2 separate regions of the Homo sapiens genome follow, and region 2 is linked to region 1. Evidence: read pairs that join two places in POLR2A ChIA-PET (ENCODE). Cell type or tissue: IMR-90. All regions are shown on one strand. Links, peaks and the distances in the headings refer to the core of each region. The heading gives the core; the rest is flanking DNA.

Evidence for each region. Peaks named below come from ENCODE experiments on the same cell type or tissue, not always from the same donor. Only the 100,000 strongest peaks of a DNase experiment are listed, where the experiment ranks them.
Region 2: POLR2A ChIA-PET joins it to region 1 with 17 read pairs; 2 of 35 experiments call an interaction of 5 or more read pairs at or near these places.

Annotation. Positions count from the first base shown.
Region 1 is chr15:85,645,382-85,654,289 of GRCh38, reverse strand. It overlaps AKAP13 (A-kinase anchoring protein 13), which reads right to left. Exons shown (of 37, transcript NM_007200.5): 10 at 8,336-8,472. It also overlaps the pseudogene RNU6-1280P. Among named protein-coding and RNA genes, the nearest start is that of LINC02883, 110 kb to the left of the region's middle. RefSeq lists a silencer at 1,498-1,792. In IMR-90, for the core only: no CTCF peak of the experiment used is centred there; DNase peaks (open chromatin) are centred at 4,759 and 7,629; H3K27ac peaks cover 1,139 bases.
Region 2 is chr15:85,828,356-85,837,263 of GRCh38, reverse strand. No RefSeq gene overlaps it. Among named protein-coding and RNA genes, the nearest start is that of MIR548AP, 7.2 kb to the right of the region's middle. In IMR-90, for the core only: a CTCF peak has its summit at 5,548 (motif pointing right); no DNase peak of the experiment used is centred there; H3K27me3 peaks cover 993 bases.

The DNA.
Region 1 (8,908 bases), core at 705-8,704:
GTGGAATAGCTTATGACCCCACCTAAAGTTTGCCACAAATGCATAAGTACCTGTTACAAATATCTAAATGGAAGAAAGCTATACATTTTTCTCATTTCACTGAGAACTGGCTGAGTATTATGAGGCCAAATCATACATTAAATAATCAGTCCTGGCAATGAGGTCTTTGATAAAGTGATGATGCTCTTTCCTGGCTAACCTCTAGTGCCTAACAGGTTCTGTGTAACTCTGTTCTAGTAGCCTGACATTTTCTACTTGTTGAAACATACCAGTGGCTGGGCGCAGTGGCTCATGCCTGTAATCCCAGCTACTGGGGAGGCTGAGGAAGGAAAATCTCTTGAACCTGAGAGGGAGCGAGGGAAGGAGATACCAGAACACAGAATTTGATGGGTGAGGGAAAGATGAGCTTCATGGTACCCAAAAGGCCAAAAGAAGTGTCTAAGAGATGTTTGATCATACTCTTAAGATGTGGACACTGTCTTAATAGCTATTTTGCACTCTTACGGGATGGGGGCAGGGAACAGGGAAGGGCATTTTGTAATTCTTTTTCCCTTTTTCACAATATTTTCCAAATTAGTCTACTCAATGTTTTAATTAAGGGTAAAAAAAAATTATGGTTCTTCAAGAAAGAGAAAAAAATTATGAAAATCTTTCAGCTTTGGAATAGAAAACAAGCTCTATATCTCTATACTATAAGGAGACTCTTTTTAAAGGTTTGATGTAATAGTTCAAAAGCACACTACCTTCTAAAAGCACCCTTCCTACCTTTTGGGCTTGATCTCATAAGCTAATAAGAAGGCTTTCTTTTTCCAGTTCCGTGGAATCCAGTTTCCTAGATTGTTTTTTAAGTAATGTATGGGAATGAGAGAAAAGATGCAAGGGGATCACTGGACAGGTCAAACTGAGGTCCAGATTTTCCAACGGACGCAGGCATGAGCAGCAGAATCAAGATTTGAACCCAGGCTGATTTCAACTCAAATTGCCCTATTCTGGTATCTCAATCATCTTTTTAAAAAACCCTGTAAGAACAAGATATCAAAGTCAGTATCAGAAAAGTCCCTTCACTGGGTCACTCTGTAAAATAAAACTATGGTTCACTGAGTAAATTCTAAATTGTGGTAGGTATTATTTTAAAATGAAATAACTGACTATGCTTTCTGAGTGAGGGACTCAGGGGTTTCCTAAAGGGGTCCTATTCACGGGGCAACTTTCCATGGACAAGGACAATGTAAATGGTCTCGTGAATATCTCGGCTTTCTCACTGTACTGGGTTGAATAATGTCCTCCTCAGATACAGGTCCTTCTCAGAATGTGAGCTTATTTGGAAAGAGGGTCTTTGCAGATGTAATTAGTTAAGATGAGGTTATACTGGAGTAGGGTGGATCCAAAATGTCCCCAGATCCCAACACAAATGGTGTCCCTGCAAGAGGAGAAGAGACACAAAAAGACACACAGGAGAGAATACCACGTGAAGGCAGAGGAGAGATTGGAGTGCAGTGTCTACAACCCAAGGAACACCAAGGACTGAACAAGCACCAGAGACTAGAAGAGAGGCCATTTTCTCTCAGAGCCTACAGAAGGAAAGCAGCCCCACTGACACGGTGATTAGGATCTCCAGCCTCCAGAACTGGGACCAAGTAAGTTCCTGTTGTTTTCAGCCGCCCAGCTTCCAGTAATTTGTTACAGCAGCCCTAGGAAGCTAATATACTCACGCTTAGCTGCCTAAATGTCTAATTCTCAAAATAATACCAAGGGACAAACAGAATGAACACCAATAAAGCAAAATGTATAACAAGCCTGTTCTAAAACACACAAAAAAGACTTCAAGGCAAACAAAAATTTTGAGTTAAAGTTTCCATTTATTAATTTACCATATAGCCTTCTTACAAGTTAGCTCTTCTCAGTTTGGAAACAACTCACAGACAGTTATATAGGTGCTTCTTCACTCTGGCATCCAATCTTGGAAGGATTTTGCCTTGAAAAAAAGGCCTGCTATCTCTCTGGCACTTAACGAATCTGAAGTTTATAAAACAACCATCTACCCTTTTGAGAGTCATTAAAATAAGGTGGGAAAATCTTTGGTGGCCTGTTTATACACATTTTAAAAACAAAGAGATCTGTCTAGAATATATTCTCAACACAAAGCCTTTCTTCCTAATATGTGCTTTTAACTCTGATCTCACTGAAACTACATGATTTCTACAGTCTTGCATATCTGGTAAGAATAAAGTTCACACAGAATAATATTCTTATACTCATTATTTTTACTGCAGTATGCAGCTCTTACTATGAATTGGTGGTTATTACTTGAAAAAGGAAAACAAAACATCACTGGTGAAAATGTAAAATGGTACAACCGCTTGGGAAAAGATCCGTTTCTTAGCAAACTAAACCTATACCTACCATATAATCTAAGAATTCGAATCCTAGGTATTTCTCAAGAGAAATGATATTATTTAGATTCCATTTATACGAAGTTCTGAAACAGAAAACTAATCTGCGGTGGGAAAACAGTTAAGACAGCTGTTGCCTTGAGAGGGTGTGAATGGAGACCGACTGAGAAGAGACATGAGGCAACTCCAAAGTGATGCTTATAGTCTGTACCCTGCTGCAGGCTGCGTACAAACGTGAATGAAGGCTTCTATCAAAAGTCACTGATGGGTGCTCACTTCAGTAGCACATACACTAAAATCGGAACAATGCACAGACGATTAGCATGGCCTCTGTGCAAGGATGATGCACACATTCGTGAAGCAGTCATTAAATTTTTTTTTAAAAAGTCACTGACTGGTACCCTCAAGATTGTACATTTCACTGTATGTAAACTTCACCGAAAAACCCAACCAACCTATAAACAAATACTGAATTCTAAGTGTTCAGAGGTGAAGTATATCGATATTTGTAACTTGCCTCAAAGAATTCAGGCAAACTGGGTGGACAGAAGGATGGACAGATATATAGTTACATAATAGAGCAAATACAATTAAAAGTTAATTGTAGGATCTAAGTAGTGGGTATACGGGTGTTCACTGTACAATTCTCCAAATTTTCTATATGCCTCAATATATTCTTAATAAAATGTTGGGAAAAATGCCTGATTGGCTTTCTTAGCCAGAGTTACATTATACAGGTATGGATACGTAAGTATATACAGAGGTATAAACATTATAAACATAAAATTACAAAACTGCTGCATACTTTATATCTTATTACTATACTTGAAGAAATCATGCTTAATATTGCCAAAATACTAGTCCTTTAATCTCCATTTATTCCCAAACATTTATTATTATTATTTGTAATGATACACAAGGCACTCTACTATGTGCCTTGGAAAATAATGGCTCACATTTTAAACACCTAACACATGCCAACCATTTAATCCATTTATGTTCAATATTTTAAGAAAAGTACCTGATTACAAGCATTACCACTGGTTCACAGTTTTAAGTTTTTAATAATTTCAGCACTTGTGCACAGGCAATTGCAGTTTTTGTTGTTTTTTTTTTTTTTTTTTTTTTTTTTTTTTTTTTTGAGATGGAGTCTCACTCTGTTGCCCAGGCTGGAGTATGGTGGCACAATCTCAGCTCACTGCAACCTCCACCTCCCAGGTTCGAATGATTCTCCTGCCTCAGCCTCCTGAGTAGCTGGGATTACAGGCGCCTGCCACCACGCCCAGCTAATTTTTGTATTTTTAATAGAGATGGGGTTTCACCATGTTGGCCAGGCTGGTCTCGAACTCCTGACCTCCAGTGATCCGCCTGCCTCGGCCTCTCAAAGGCATGAGCCACCACGCCCAGCCGCAATTGTCATTTTCTTAATTAGGATTCTGTAAATACATTTACTTTTATTTATTTTTAAGACAGCATCTCCCTCTGTTGCCCAGGCTGGAGTGCAGTTGCACAATCACAGCTCATTGCAGCCTTGAACTTCAAGGCTCAAGTGATCCTCTCGCCTCTGCCTCCCAAGTAGCTGGGACTACAGACGTGTGCCACCATGCCTGGCTAATTTTTAAATTTTTTACTGGAGACAGGTTCTCACTATGTTGCCCAGGCTGGTGTCAATCTCCTGGACTCAAGCAGTCCTCCCACTTCAGCCTCCCGAAGTGTTGGGATTACAAGTGTGAACCAGCATGCCTGGCTTACATTTATTTTTATCTCAAAAAGGTTTATTGTTTTTTTTTAAGTAATTTTTTGGCTTGGGGATCAAGGACCTGAGAAAAACTACAACACATGAAAGAAGGATGTTCCCTTTAGGTTTTGTATCTTATATAAGTCATTCTGATTTTTTTAAATCAATTGTAGATACATCTGCTAACCTGGGGAAGAAAAATAACATGGAAGGACCTTGATTTACCTCTCTTTGGGAAGACAGGCAGCAACTATTAATATTTCCTGTAGACTTTAATTATCCTTTTGGATAGTAGAGTGGCCTAGATCATGTATATTTTATAATCGTACTTTCTCTCTTAGCTAGTGCCAAAAAGAATCCTAGGATTTCTTTTCACTTTAAAAATAAAATCTAAATTTTATGCTATTGATTAAAGACCTTAGGAACCCACACATATTCATGAGAATAAACGTGAAGCTCATAACACTCACTAAAGAGTCATTTACCAGGAGGCATACTGAATGGAAAGACAGGGTTAAGGTGAAAAGGTCACGACAAACGTTACGGGCTGTTAAAGACCTCTGTGAGGCCAGAGACACAAATGGCTGCAGGAAGTGACCTCATGTACCACTCATGGTTCACAGAAAAAGATGTTGCAATGTCTCGCCTACAGATTATTTTTTAGAGATGGAGAAGAGGGTTAGAACCTGGGAACAAACTGCAAGACATTCTGATATTTTGCATAGCACACTCTGGGGGTGACCACTGAGGAAGACTTTTAAGGAAGCAGCTGATGGCCTATCTGCCAGTGCCACGCTTTTATTTAATCACTGGCTATTAGAGCAGGTTTGGGGAGGTTGAGAGTAAAATAAAAAATGAACAGATTTTAGAGTCAGGCCTAGATGCAAACCTCAAGTTGGCTGCTCACCCACTAAGTAATTCTGGATACATTTCTTTACCTATCAGTGCCTCTATTTCCTCAAGAGCATAAAACCACCCACTTGTCAGGGTTGCTGGGCAGACAAATTGAGATCAAATATTTTAAAAATTTAGTTCAGTACCTACTGTACAGTAAGTATCCTGTCAATATTAGTCTCTCTCCTTTTTGTAAGTCAGCCCTTGGTTTTATTAATGCTAGAGCAAACATTTATTGCAAAGCCTCTCCTGGTCACAGGCTACTTTGGTACAGCAAAAACACTAAGAGAAAAATCCTCCCCATCTCTTCTCAGGCCATGCAGACATTCTCAAGCATGCATGAGGAGGTGAAAGTGAAGCTACCATTTCTGGTTTTCCCTAAGCAGTCTAGTATAAAATGTAGGTGTTATTTATTTATTTATTTTTGAGACAGGGTCTTGCTCTGTCGCCCAGGCTGGAGTGCAGTGGTGCCATCACGGCTCACTGCAGCGTTAACCTCCTACACTTAAGTGATCTTCCCACCTCAGCCTCCTGAATAGCTGGGACCACAGGTGTGCACCACCATGTCTGGCTAATTTTGGTATTTTTTGTAGAGACAAGGTCCCATTATATTGGCCCAGGCTGATCTCAAACTCCTTGACTCAAGTGATCCTCCTGCCTTAGCCTCCCAAAATGCTAAGATCCACCACGCCTGGCCTCCTTCAACTTTTAAAAATTATATGTCTAATATTCTTGAAAAAAAAAATCTTCCAAATCTAGCACAGGCCATTTATATGAGCAATTTTGTAAATGGTTCTGGGAAAATAAGACGGCGAAATATAGAAAATTCTAATTCTCCTTAGCTAAGAAAACCATTCAATTAAGTGACCAGAAGTAACTCTGAGTCTGCAGAGATGGTAACATCCAGGCACAAGCTGTCATGCACCTAGGAGGTTGCAAGGAAGTATTTCTTAACAAAGACACTTCCATTTTTAAAAAACTTTTTACGTTAAAATTTTCAAACATATATAAATGTTTAACAAATCTCTGTATATCCATGACCTAGTTTCAATGATTATCAATGATCCCATTTTAAAGCTGGAACTTAGAGATACTATCTAATCTGTTTATCTCAGTATGTTTTTAGCGACACATATCTTCAGAATGGTATTCCCCTTGCGGGGAACAGAATTCCTTACAATTAAAACCTCGAAAGTCGCAGTGGAAATTACCTAAATTCTGATATTATTAAAAAAAAAATAAAATAACATAAAACTATTGATTTCTCTTTTCCTAAGTAAAGAGAAAGGCAGATCTTCTAAATGTGGAGTTTTTTTTGTTTTGTTTTTTGTTTTTTTGAGATGGAGTCTCGCTCTGTCGCCCAGGCTGGAGTGCAGTGGCACAATCTCGGCTCACTGCAAGCTCCGCCTCCCGGGTTCACGCCATTCTCCTGCCTCAGCCTCCCGAGTAGCTGGGACTACAGGTGCCCGCCACCACTATTTTTAGTAGAGATGGGGTTTCACCGTGTTAGCCAGGATGGTCTCGATCTCCTGACCTCATGATCAGCCCGCCTCAGCCTCCCAAAGTACTGGGATTACAGGCGTGAGCCATTGCGCCCGGTCCTAAATGTGGAGTTTTTACTTCATAGAATTTTTTGTCAAGTCACTATGAGTGACAATGATAGAAATCCTTAAGTTTGCATCATATTAAATAAGTCTTTCCAAAGACCTTGGGAAGACAATGAGTTCAAAAAAAAAAAAGTCAGGGAAGGCCAAAAATGAAAGGAAGGCACACAGGGTACATTCACAGAGGCACTGATATGCTCCTGATTCCCAAATCTTTAGGTCTCTTTTCTTGTAACTTCTATTTTATTTTATTTTTACTTTTGAGATGGAGTTTCACTCCTGTTGCCCAGGCTGCAGTGCAGTGGTGTGATCTCAGCTCACTTCAGCCTTCACCTCCTGGGTTCAAGCAATTCTCCTGCTTCAGCCTCCAGAGTAGCTGAGGTTACAGGCACGCGCCACCATGCCCAGCTAATTTTTTTGTATTTTTAGTAGAGACGGGTTTTCACCATTTCCAGGCTGGTCTCGAACTCCTGACCTCAAGTGATCTACCCGCCTTGGCCTCCCAAAGTGCTGGGATTACATGCATGAGCCACCACACCCGGCCTATTCTTGTAACTTCTACACAGCATCATTCACCATCTTGGACAACCTAATCACCCACTAACACAACTGCTCTCACCACTTCTCCGAGCTCATTATAAAACTAGAAGGAACCGTGTTGGTAGATGCAACAGTGTTTCCGCCTCTTCACCTCCTTACCATTAAGAAAACCACTTGTGGCATATAATTGAGTAGCATTTGCCATCTCTGCTGTGGGGAAAGCCCTCTATTCTTCTCAGGTGAGCAAAACAGAACTTGCTGCCACTAGAAACAAATATAAGCAAAAGAAAGCAAACTACCCCCATTCCCCACCTCCCTTAGGCAGCCTCCAATTATATGCAAATGTGAGCTGATTCATGTGGAAGGGCTCTATTGCAGAGATCTAGAAAGTTCCAATTAGGCAGGCTAGATGAGGATGAGTGATATGACCACACTCAGCAGGAAGCTTCAGGCCTAAACACATTAACCAGAAATGACTCTACAGCTGGTTTATAAATATGACATCATATAGTCTGAGCTGCGGTCCTTGCTGCCCACTGAGAAGTGTTCACTGTCATCTGACTTAATTAATTCTAAAGGAACTTCCATTTCTTCTGACTCCCAAGTGAGCTTCAAAATCTGTATTTAACTGGCCACAATTTCACATTAAATAACTTTGGCCAATGCTTTTTTCTTTCCCTTTTTTTTGTTTTTGGAGACAGAGTCTCGCTCTGCCACCCAGGCTAGAGTTTAGTGGCGCGAACTTGACTCACTGCAACCTCCACCTCCTGGGTTCAAGTGAGCACGTCCAGCTAATTTTTATATTTTTAGTAGAGATGGGGTTTCACCATGTTGGCCAGGCTGGTCTCGAACTCCTGACCTCAAGGGGTCCGCCCACCTCAGCCTCCCAAAGTGTTGGGATTACAGGCGTGAGCCACCATGCCCAGCCCAGTGCCTTTTTCTAAACCCTGGTAATCTGGCGCTTCCTTCTCCAAAGAACATTTACATGCCTCTCAGAGTGAGTGAGGCCCTACAAGGCTAGCTGGATCACAACTTACTAGCAGGAGTTACATATTTAGGGAAACAGGAGAGCACAAGAGGGGGAAAAAGTTGGAAAAGAGTTTGGGAAGCCCAAATAGGAACACAAAAGCCGTGTGACAAAAATGAAAGGAAGGTCCACACAGTACCTTTGGGAAGATGATGCTGTCCATGTCATCACTGGGTGAGTGAAAGAGGTCAGAATCACTCCCAGATTCTCTTTTAAGTACACCTTGTTTTGAGGTACACTCTCTGCCCAGTCCAACATCCAGGAAGTTCTCACATTCTGAAAAAGAGAATTTATTCACCAATATTGAAAAAAAAAAAACAAAAAAACCAAAAAACAAAAAGAACCACTTCCTTTTCACCCCAGCAACCAGTCTTTTAAATCTCTCTCTCACTCTTTTCTCTTCCTTCCCTCCTTATTTCTTTTTTTCAAAATTAAGAAGCTATAAAAGGACACAGTCAAATTAGTAGCTCTGCTACTCCAATTCTAGGTTGAAATAGCTCCTACAGGACAATCATGCATCTGCCACGTTTATATTAGGTACAGAAAGATAAAAGGATGATTTAGAAGCATATTCTACTTCTATTTAGATACCTGAATGGTAATGCTTTCCTCATGGTAGTGAGGGCATTTTTTTTCTTTTGTCTTCAAAATCCAAAGTCTTTTACTAGCAACTATGTGATGGGGTTTGTTTTAAACTTATAGGTTCTACTGA
Region 2 (8,908 bases), core at 441-8,440, 180 kb before region 1:
TGAGTCATGTAGCCTAGCTCAGTTTGTTTTCTGATCTGATATGGAAAGCAAAGGTAGAAACGCCCAGGGTGGCAATGAAGCTTAAGTGAAATTGCACTTGTAAAATAGGCAGCTGGCAAGTACGCAGATGTTGACAGAATAGTCTGGTTTCTAAAATGAGATGCAGGCCGGGCACGGTGGCTCATGCCTGGAATCCTAGCACTTTGGGAGGCCAAGGTGGGCAGATCACCTGAGGTCAGGAGTTCAAGGCCAGCCAGGCCAACATGGTGAAACCCCATCTCTACTAAAAATACAAAAAAAATTAGCTGGGTGTGGTGGTGCCTGCCTGTAATCCCAGCTACTCTCAAAAATAATAGTAATAATAAAAAATAAATAAAATGAGATACAGGCACCCTGTGGGGGTGAGGAGGGGAGAAAATTCACTGGAGTGGAGGAAGAAAAGATAAGAACTTATTTCTTTTTCTTTTTCTTTTTTTTTTTTGAAACAGAGCCTCACTCTGTTACCCAGGCTGGAGTGCAGTGGCGCGGTCTCTGCTCACTGCAACCCCTGCCTCCCAGGTTCAAGCAATTCTCCTGCCTCAGCCTCCCAAGTAGCTGGGACAACAGGCACCTGCCATCACGCCCAGCTAATTTTTGTATTTCCAGAACAGACGGGGTTTCACCATATTGGCCACGCTGGTCCCAAACTCCTTACCTTGTAATCCACCTTCCTCGGCCTCCCAAAGTGCTAGGATTACAGGCGTGAGCCACCGCACCTGGCCAATAACTTATTTTTTATAGTTAGTTCTTTTTTTCTTGAGACGGAGTTTCACTCTCGTTGCCCAAGCTGGAGTGCATTGTTGTGATCTCGGCTCACAGCAACCTCCGCCTCCAGGTTCAAGCAATTCTCCTGCCTCAGCCTCCTGAGTAGCTGGGATTACAGACACGTGCCACCACGCCTGGCTAAGTTTTTTAGTTTTTTTGTAGAAACACGGTTTCACCATGTTAGCCAGGCTGGTCTTGAACTCCTGACCTCAGGTAATCTGCCCGCCTTGGCCTCCCAAAGTGCTGGGATCACAGGCGTGAGCCACCGTGCCCAGCCAATATAGTTATTAGTTATTTCTTTTCTTTCTTTTTTTTTTTTGAGACAGAGTCTCACTCTGCTGCCCAGGCTGGAGTGCAGTGGCGTGATCTCAGCTGACTGCAACCTCTGCCTCCCGGGTTCAAGCAGTTCTTGTGCCTCTGCCTCAGCCTCCCGAGTAGCTGGGACTACAGGTGTGCACCACCACGCCCGGCTAATTTTTGTAATTTCAGTAAAGACAGAGTGTCACCATATTGGCCAGGCTGGTCTCGAACTCCTGACCTAGTGATCAGCCCACCTCTGCCTCCCAAAGTGCTGGGATTACAGATGTGAGCCACTGCATCCAGTGCAATATAGTTATTTCTTAAATTTATTTTTATAGTTATTCTTATGTCCCCATTTTACATTTCTCTTTTTATATATGGCTTTAATGAGCATAATACATTAATGTTTATAATTTATGAAAAAGTATCATCCTTGTAATTTCTACTTTGTGCATGGTTTTAAGGTACACCCTATATAAATCCAGTGCTAACTGTATAAACTATATGACTAAACAGATTTGCATGTAGTAGGGATGCATGATTTTTTTTTTTTTTTTTTTTTTAGAGAGAGTCTGGCTCTGTCACCCAGGCTGGAATGCAATGATGCGATCTCGACTAACTGCAACCTCCACCTCCAGGCTCAAGCGATTCTCCTGCCTCAGCCTCCTAAGTAGCTGAGATTACAGGCATGCGCCACCACACCTGACTAATTTTTGTATTTTTAATAGAGATGGGGTTTCACCATGTTGACCAGGCTGGTCTCCAACCCCTGACCTCAGGTGATTTCCCTTCCTCGGCCTCCCAAAATGCTGGGATTACAGGCATGAGCCACCACACCCGGCCTGGACAAGTTTTAAGACCTTCGAGGTGGAAGCTCAAGCTGCCTTTATGAGAGTCTTTTGGAGATTCTAGCAGTGAGTGAGGGCCTTCAAACACTGAACAAGCTACATTGGCCCAGACGTCAGCAGCACATCATTCTTCAGGTGGCCCCTTTTGTGGTGATAATGACAAGAAAACTGTGACTAGTGCACAGGTGGAAACCAGAACCAGAAAGGAAAAAGGGGTGGGCATTGTCTGGGGTTGCAACTGACAGAGTGGGTATGTGTGTGAGGCTCCCTCTGAGATCTCCCATGAATGAGTGAAGACCCTTGAAGGCTAATGTTCTTGTCTAGGGGGATGAGTGGCTCGGAACCTGCAATTTGGGCACAAGGGTAAGTGTGACTTCATTTTGCAATCACCACCAGATGGACAGATGAGATCCAGGGAATGGGGAAGTTTGGGGCTGGGAACTCACATGATGAGGCTGCTCAAGGCATCTGCAGAATAACCCTGAGGCTGTAGGTGTTGGGCTATTCCGAACTCCCTCTCTGGGAGGTTTTCATCCATGAAGGTAGGGCCTGAGAAAGGATACAAATGTGCAGAGCTGAGAGTTTGCAAAGCAAGGTTGAGTTCAGAAAAAATATCCTGGCCGGGCACAGTGGCTCATGCCTGTAATCCAGCACTTTGGGAGGCGAAGGCGGGCGAATCTCTTGAGCTCAGGAGTTCAAGACCACCCTGGGCAACATGGTGAAACCATGCCTCTACTAAAATACAAAAAATTAGCTGGGCATGGTGGTGCACGCCTGTAGTCCCAGCTACTCGGGAGGCTGAGGCATGAGAATCATTTGAGCCCTGCAGGTGGAGGCCGCGGTGAGCCGAGATCATGCCACTGCACTCCAGCCTGGGCAACAGAGAGAGATTCCATCTCAAAAACAAACAAGAAAGAAAGAAAAGAAAAGAAAAAATATCCCAGACAGACTCAATCCAAGTTCCTAGCCGTGTGGCCTTGGAGAAGTCACTCTCTGAGCCTCAGATGTTTCATCTGTAAGACAGAAATATTCTCTCTTCCTCAGGACAAACAAGGGGAGAGGTCTATTTATCCAGCAAAACCCTCCACCCTGCCACAACCCCCACCTCCCCCATAACCTTTCTCCAGGAAATGATATTCAAAAAACAAAGTCTTCCAGCTCCGACAAGGCCCCAGAGCAGAATCACCAGTTCACTGGACAATAACCTCAGTGACGTGATTTTTCCTCCCAGAACATATGGCAAGTGGGCCAGAGCTGGAGAAGTGGGAGCAGCCGCTGCAGAGGCCGGTCTTGAGAATGTCCTCATTTTGCAGCTGACCAACAGCTTCCCCTGGCATGTACAGGCAGGAGCAGCCCCTCTCCTTTCTAGCTGGGAGGAGAATGCCCACAGGCTTAGAGCAGCTATGCCAAAGCCCATCTTGGCCATTGGCAACACCCCACCCACCCACAGGGGTGCCAGAGGACTTCTCCCTGAGCACCAGGTCCAGGTGCCATGTGGCATTCTCTGGGTAGACACCGGCTCTCCCAGCCTCTCCGCCCACCTGCCCCTTCCCCATGAGGACACTGGCCACCCTCCTTCCCCTTCCTGTTCTGTCTTCCACTCCCTCTGGCTTCATAGACACCGCCAGGGCTTGTTCTCCTCCATCTCGGTCAGGCACTATGCCCTGAGGTTGGCACTAAATGGTGGGGGAGTCAGACCACCTCCAGAGCCCCTGCACGGTGGCCCAGAGTATGTGAACAAGGTGCTTTCCTGGAAGAACATCTCCCTTAAAAAGGTCACTCATACCAAAACTTGGGCATTCTTTTTACATTTTATAGAAAAGAAAAAGGATGACGGGCTTGGTGGCTTATGCCTATAATCCCAGTACATTGGGAAGCCGAGGCGGGCGGATCACTTGAGGTCAGGAGTTCGAGACCAGCCTGGCCAACATGGCAAAACCCCGTCTCTACTAAAAATATAAAAATTAGCCTGATATGGTAGTGCGTGCCTGTAATCTCAGCTACTCAGGAGGCTGAGGCAGGAGAATCACTTGAACATGGGAGGTGGAGGTTGCAGTGAACCAAAATCACATCCCTGGAAATCAAAAAAACAAAAAAAGAAAAGGAAAAGGAGGCACCATTCAATTCAGCGTGAATTTATCAAGCATCTCCTCCATGCCAGGAACTCTCTGGACACTAAGGATGCTGTAAGTGACATTCCCTGACCTCATGGAGCCCAAGGAGATTAAATGACCCCTATAACCTAAGGCAGTTTTTCAAATGTCTTCAAGCCTCCTGATGTGTACAAAAGGTAAAAACCCTGGTACCTCTGGTGGAAGAAGCCAGAGCGATCACTGTTTCTCACCCCAGGACTCCGGGAAGTTCTCAAATCACCATGCGGGGTCTCCTGCAAGATCTTGAAAAGTAATAACAGCTAGTGTGTATTAAACACTTCTTAGGGGCCAGGCACTCTTCTAAAAACATTAGCACCTGAACTCTCAGAACAAACCCATCATGTAGGAACTATGATCCCCATTTTACAGATGGAAAGGAGATCACAGAGAAGGAAGTCACTTGCCACAAGGGCTGACTCCAGGGCCCATGACTTGTGTTCTCACCTGGCCTAGCTGCTGCACAGAGCTCCTCACAAGCCGTGAAGAGCAGCGCCAGGAAGCCCCACCGCATCACCTCCATTCTGATGATGATGGTGGTGATGGTGGTGGCAGTGGTGATGAGGTAACTCTTAGTTCCTTTATTTCCTGCAGAGAATGGCTGGTTCCTCTAAATGGCTTGGTGATTGTTTTGTTTGTTGGGTGTTTTTGAGAAAGGGTCTGACTCTGTCACCCAGGCTGTAGTGCAGTGATGAAATCGCAACTCACTGCAGCCTTGATCTCCCAGGCTCCAGCAATCCTCCCACCTAAGCCTCCCAAGCAGCTAGGACAACAGGTGTGTGCCACCACACCCAGCTAATTTTTCTATTTTTTGTAGAGACACAGTTTCACTATGTTACCCAGGCTGGTGTCGAAATCCTGAGCTCACATAATCCTCCCGCCTCCCAAAGTGCTGGGATTACAGGCGTGAGACACCACGCCCAGCCTAATTTTTCTTAATGTACATTTTCATTTTACCAGTGCTATTGTAAGTGCTTTTTGCTGTAACACATTTCTAATACATTTTAAGCAAATGCGGCATTAATTTTGAAGGAATGATCCTTTCTTGTGAAGACCCTTATTCAGCCATTCCCAGGAGGGAGGAGGGACAAAGAGAGACTGAGAGACAGAGAGTGCAGGCGTTCGCAGACAGGAGACAGAATAAGAGAACATTTGCTAAAGAAATGACCCAGGCACTCAGTAAATGTTAGAAGACACGCGAGGGGCTTTTCCAGCGGTCAGTCCTGGCTGTGAATCTCAGTCCCACCCTGTGCCAGATGACATGTCGGACCAACTACATAAATCCTCCGAGCCTTGGTTACCTTGTCTGCAAAGCAAAAGATCTCATTGGGGTTTTCTCCCACATTAAAGGAAACAACCCCACTTTGCACAAAACCTGGAACAGAATAGGAATGCAGTGTGTGCCTTATTCAACCCCTTCTGGACCCTGAGTACAAGACTGAGAATGTCAGCAGAGGGCGCTGGCTGGTCTGGGTCCCTCAATCTGGGAAGCGTGCAGTGTGGATTCAGCGTGGATCCTCTGTCTTGTGGGTGGAGGGCTGAGGACTTTAAACCATGGTCAGATTCCCCCGCCTGTGGGCACTGTGCTGGGGACGGAAAACAGAGCTCTCTGAAGGTGCAATTACACGTCATTTGCATATCTTATAGAGAACAGATGCTCCTTTCCATCGGGAAACATTCCCATATGGTCTGGCCTTGTCGCAATTTCCAACAAGGGCTGGTTTTAAGTTTTGCAATTAAAGGTGTCCCTTGGCCACAGCCAGAAAACAAACTGAGTTTTCATTGAGCCCTGGAGGTGCCTTTGTTTTGCCTCTGACAAGAAGGAAGCCAGCCCTCTGGGCCCCAGGGCCCTGCCAGCTCTCCCTGAGGTCCCCAATTGAGGGAAGGGTTGGGGCCTTCCCTTTAAGGGTGGCTGGCAGTCCCAAAAAAAAGGCTGCGCTAGGGGGATTGGGAAGGGAATGGGAGGGAGATGAGATTAGAGGACAGGGCTAGGGCTGTCAGAATGAACTTCAGGAGACTTTTCCTCCAGCATCTCACATCCTCACTTTTCTCTACCCTAACCCTCTAGACCCCCATCTTCCATCTTTCCTCCTCTCTACCCTCAGGACACATACAGCCCCCAGGTCATAAACCCTCTTCAGATGAAACACACAGGTGGCATCATCGCTCTGCCAGCTGGCCAGGTCCTCCCTTGTGCGGCATCCTCAGGCCCCCCAGCAGCCCTGCATGATAAGGGGCTCTAGGCAGCCTCCACCCTCGGGTCCAGCCTTCTCCACTTGCCTGGCCCAGCTCTTGCCCCTCCAAGGCCTTCAGCTTGCTGTTCCTTTCCTATTCCATCCTTGCCTCACTACTACTTGAATCTGATCCATGCTTTTATCTCCCTGATCAAGTCTGATTTCCTCTCGGCCAGGACTCCCCCTGGCCCTCCCAGTAATGCATCCACAAGTAACAGCAGCAACCCTTGGCCCCATTCCCCTCAGCCCCTGGTGCTTTCCTGCCTCCTAGAAACTGTTCCCACAAACTGCCATCCTAGCCAGCTCTACCTCCCTGGAGAGAGCTGATCCTTGGGCATCCCATACATATGATTTTCCACCGGTGGCCATAGGAGGATGCACGTTCACCTCCTGTCCTGCTGCTCTGTCCTCTCTGGGCAACTTCTATGTCCCCAAGCTATCTCTTGTTTCAGAGAGTCCCCTCCCAAGTAGCATTCCAGGTCTCCCCTGAACTACTGTCCTCCATCATGTGTTTATCTCCAGTGTCCCAATCCATCAGGACCTCGCATGGGCTCTGAATCCATTAACTGGCTGTGTGACCTGGAAACCAACTTATCCTCTCTGAACCGCAGGTTCCTTAAATGTAACTTGGGAGTGCTAATGTCCAATCCTTTTTTTTTTTTTTTTGAGATAGAGTCTCACTGTCACCCAGGCTGGAGTGCAATGGCGCAATCTCGGCTCACTGCAACCTCCACCTCCTGGGTTTAAGTGATTCTACTGTGTCAGCCTCCTGAGTAGCTGGGATTACAGATGCACCACCGCGCCCAGCTAATTTTTATATTTTTAGTAGAGTCAGGGTTTCACCATGTTGGTCAGGCTGGTCTCAAACTCCTGACCTCAAGTGATCCGCCTGCCTCAGCCTCCCAAAGTGCTGGGATTACAGGCATCAGCCACCACTCCCAACCATGCCCACATCATTTGCTGCTGTGATGATGTCATGAGATGACAAACAGAAACATCTCCTTCCTCCTTCCTCAGTGGTGGTAACTCTCCAGGGTGGGGTGAGAGGACTAGGACAGACTCCCCACCGTCCCCACAAGTGACTGCCTCTGCCTCAGGCCAGATGACCCTGACTCAACCCTGCAAGTTGCAGGAAAGCTGAGCCTAGTCTCTCTCTCCAAGAACCTGGTCCCAAAGAGAAATAGTTCCTGCTGCCAGGGTTCCATGGCTTTCCACAGGTGACCTGTAAGGTCAACTATCTTGAGCCGATAGTATGAGCCGCCATACTATATGGTGGCTCATTTAGAGCCTGTAGCAGCTGGATGGAGACTGCCCACAAAGAACAGGTCAATTTGGTCCATCTTTGCCTTTAGTAGTTGCTTAACAGATGATTTTTGTGGACTTAAACCAACCACCCTGATCGGAACCACACCTTTGTTCCCTTTTCCTAGATGAAAAAAAATGGGATTCTTTGCTATGGCACCTACATGGAGGCCACCTGAGGGGCTCTGGCCAGGAATCCAGGTGTTGAGTCCTTCAGAGTTGTTACCTGGGAGCCACAACCATGAAGCATGTCTGTCCTTTTACAGGTCTCTTAAAACCACCTTCCAAACAGCCACTTCCAAAGTCATACAGCCATTAGGAGAGCTGACTGCACTGATTTTTACCCTTTGTGCTACTGATGTCAGAGGCACAGTAAGCAGATTAGAACAGGGGCGAGATGCTACCTTCTGGCACTTCCTGCCAAAATTTGCCTACAGCACATGGATGGCTGTTTAGAGGTAAGCTAAAAAATCTGGTGGAAAGTGCCTGGAGTCATTTGGGATTTTGAAAACATAAGTCGGCCATGTGTCACTGACACTGCTGGTTGCCTACTTAACATGCGTTTCTCACCCACCCTCCTTTCCTCTTTCGATTCAGAACAGCATCTGCCCTCCTGTGCTCAGCTTTGTGTTTCACAAGGGGTTGATCACAGCCCCAGCCCAAGGGCTGAATCCTCATAGGTCCAAGCCAATCATGGGTTCCCAAACCCTTTGTTGGTAATTGGTTTAGATAAGGGTATGTGACATTGTGACATAGATTTCTTTTTTCTTTTTTTTTTTTTTTTTTTTTGAGACGGAGTCTTGCTCTGTCGCCCAGGCTGGAGTGCAGTGGCACAATCTTGGCTCACTGCAACCTCTGCCTCCCAGGTTCAAGCAATTCTCCTGCCTCAGCCTCCCGAGTAGCTGAGATTACAGGTGCCCATCACCACACCCGCCTAATTTTTGTATTTTTAGTAGAGATGGGGTTTCACCATATCGATCAGGCTAGTCTTGAACTCCTGACCTCGTGATCCGCCCGCCTCGGCCTCCCAAAGTGCTGGCATTACAGGCATGAGCCACTGCACCCGGCCTAATTTTCTGTCATTATAAGCCACCCAGTTTGTGGTAATTTGTTACAGCAGCCCCAGGAAACAAAAATACCCTCTGTCTCCAGCCTCTACCCTCTTTGTTGTGTTGGCTTCTCTTTTTCTTCTGGCTATGGACCAACCCCTGTACTCCCTAAACCACAAAGCTGCCAACAGCTTGCATATTTGACACCTGTCAATCAAGCT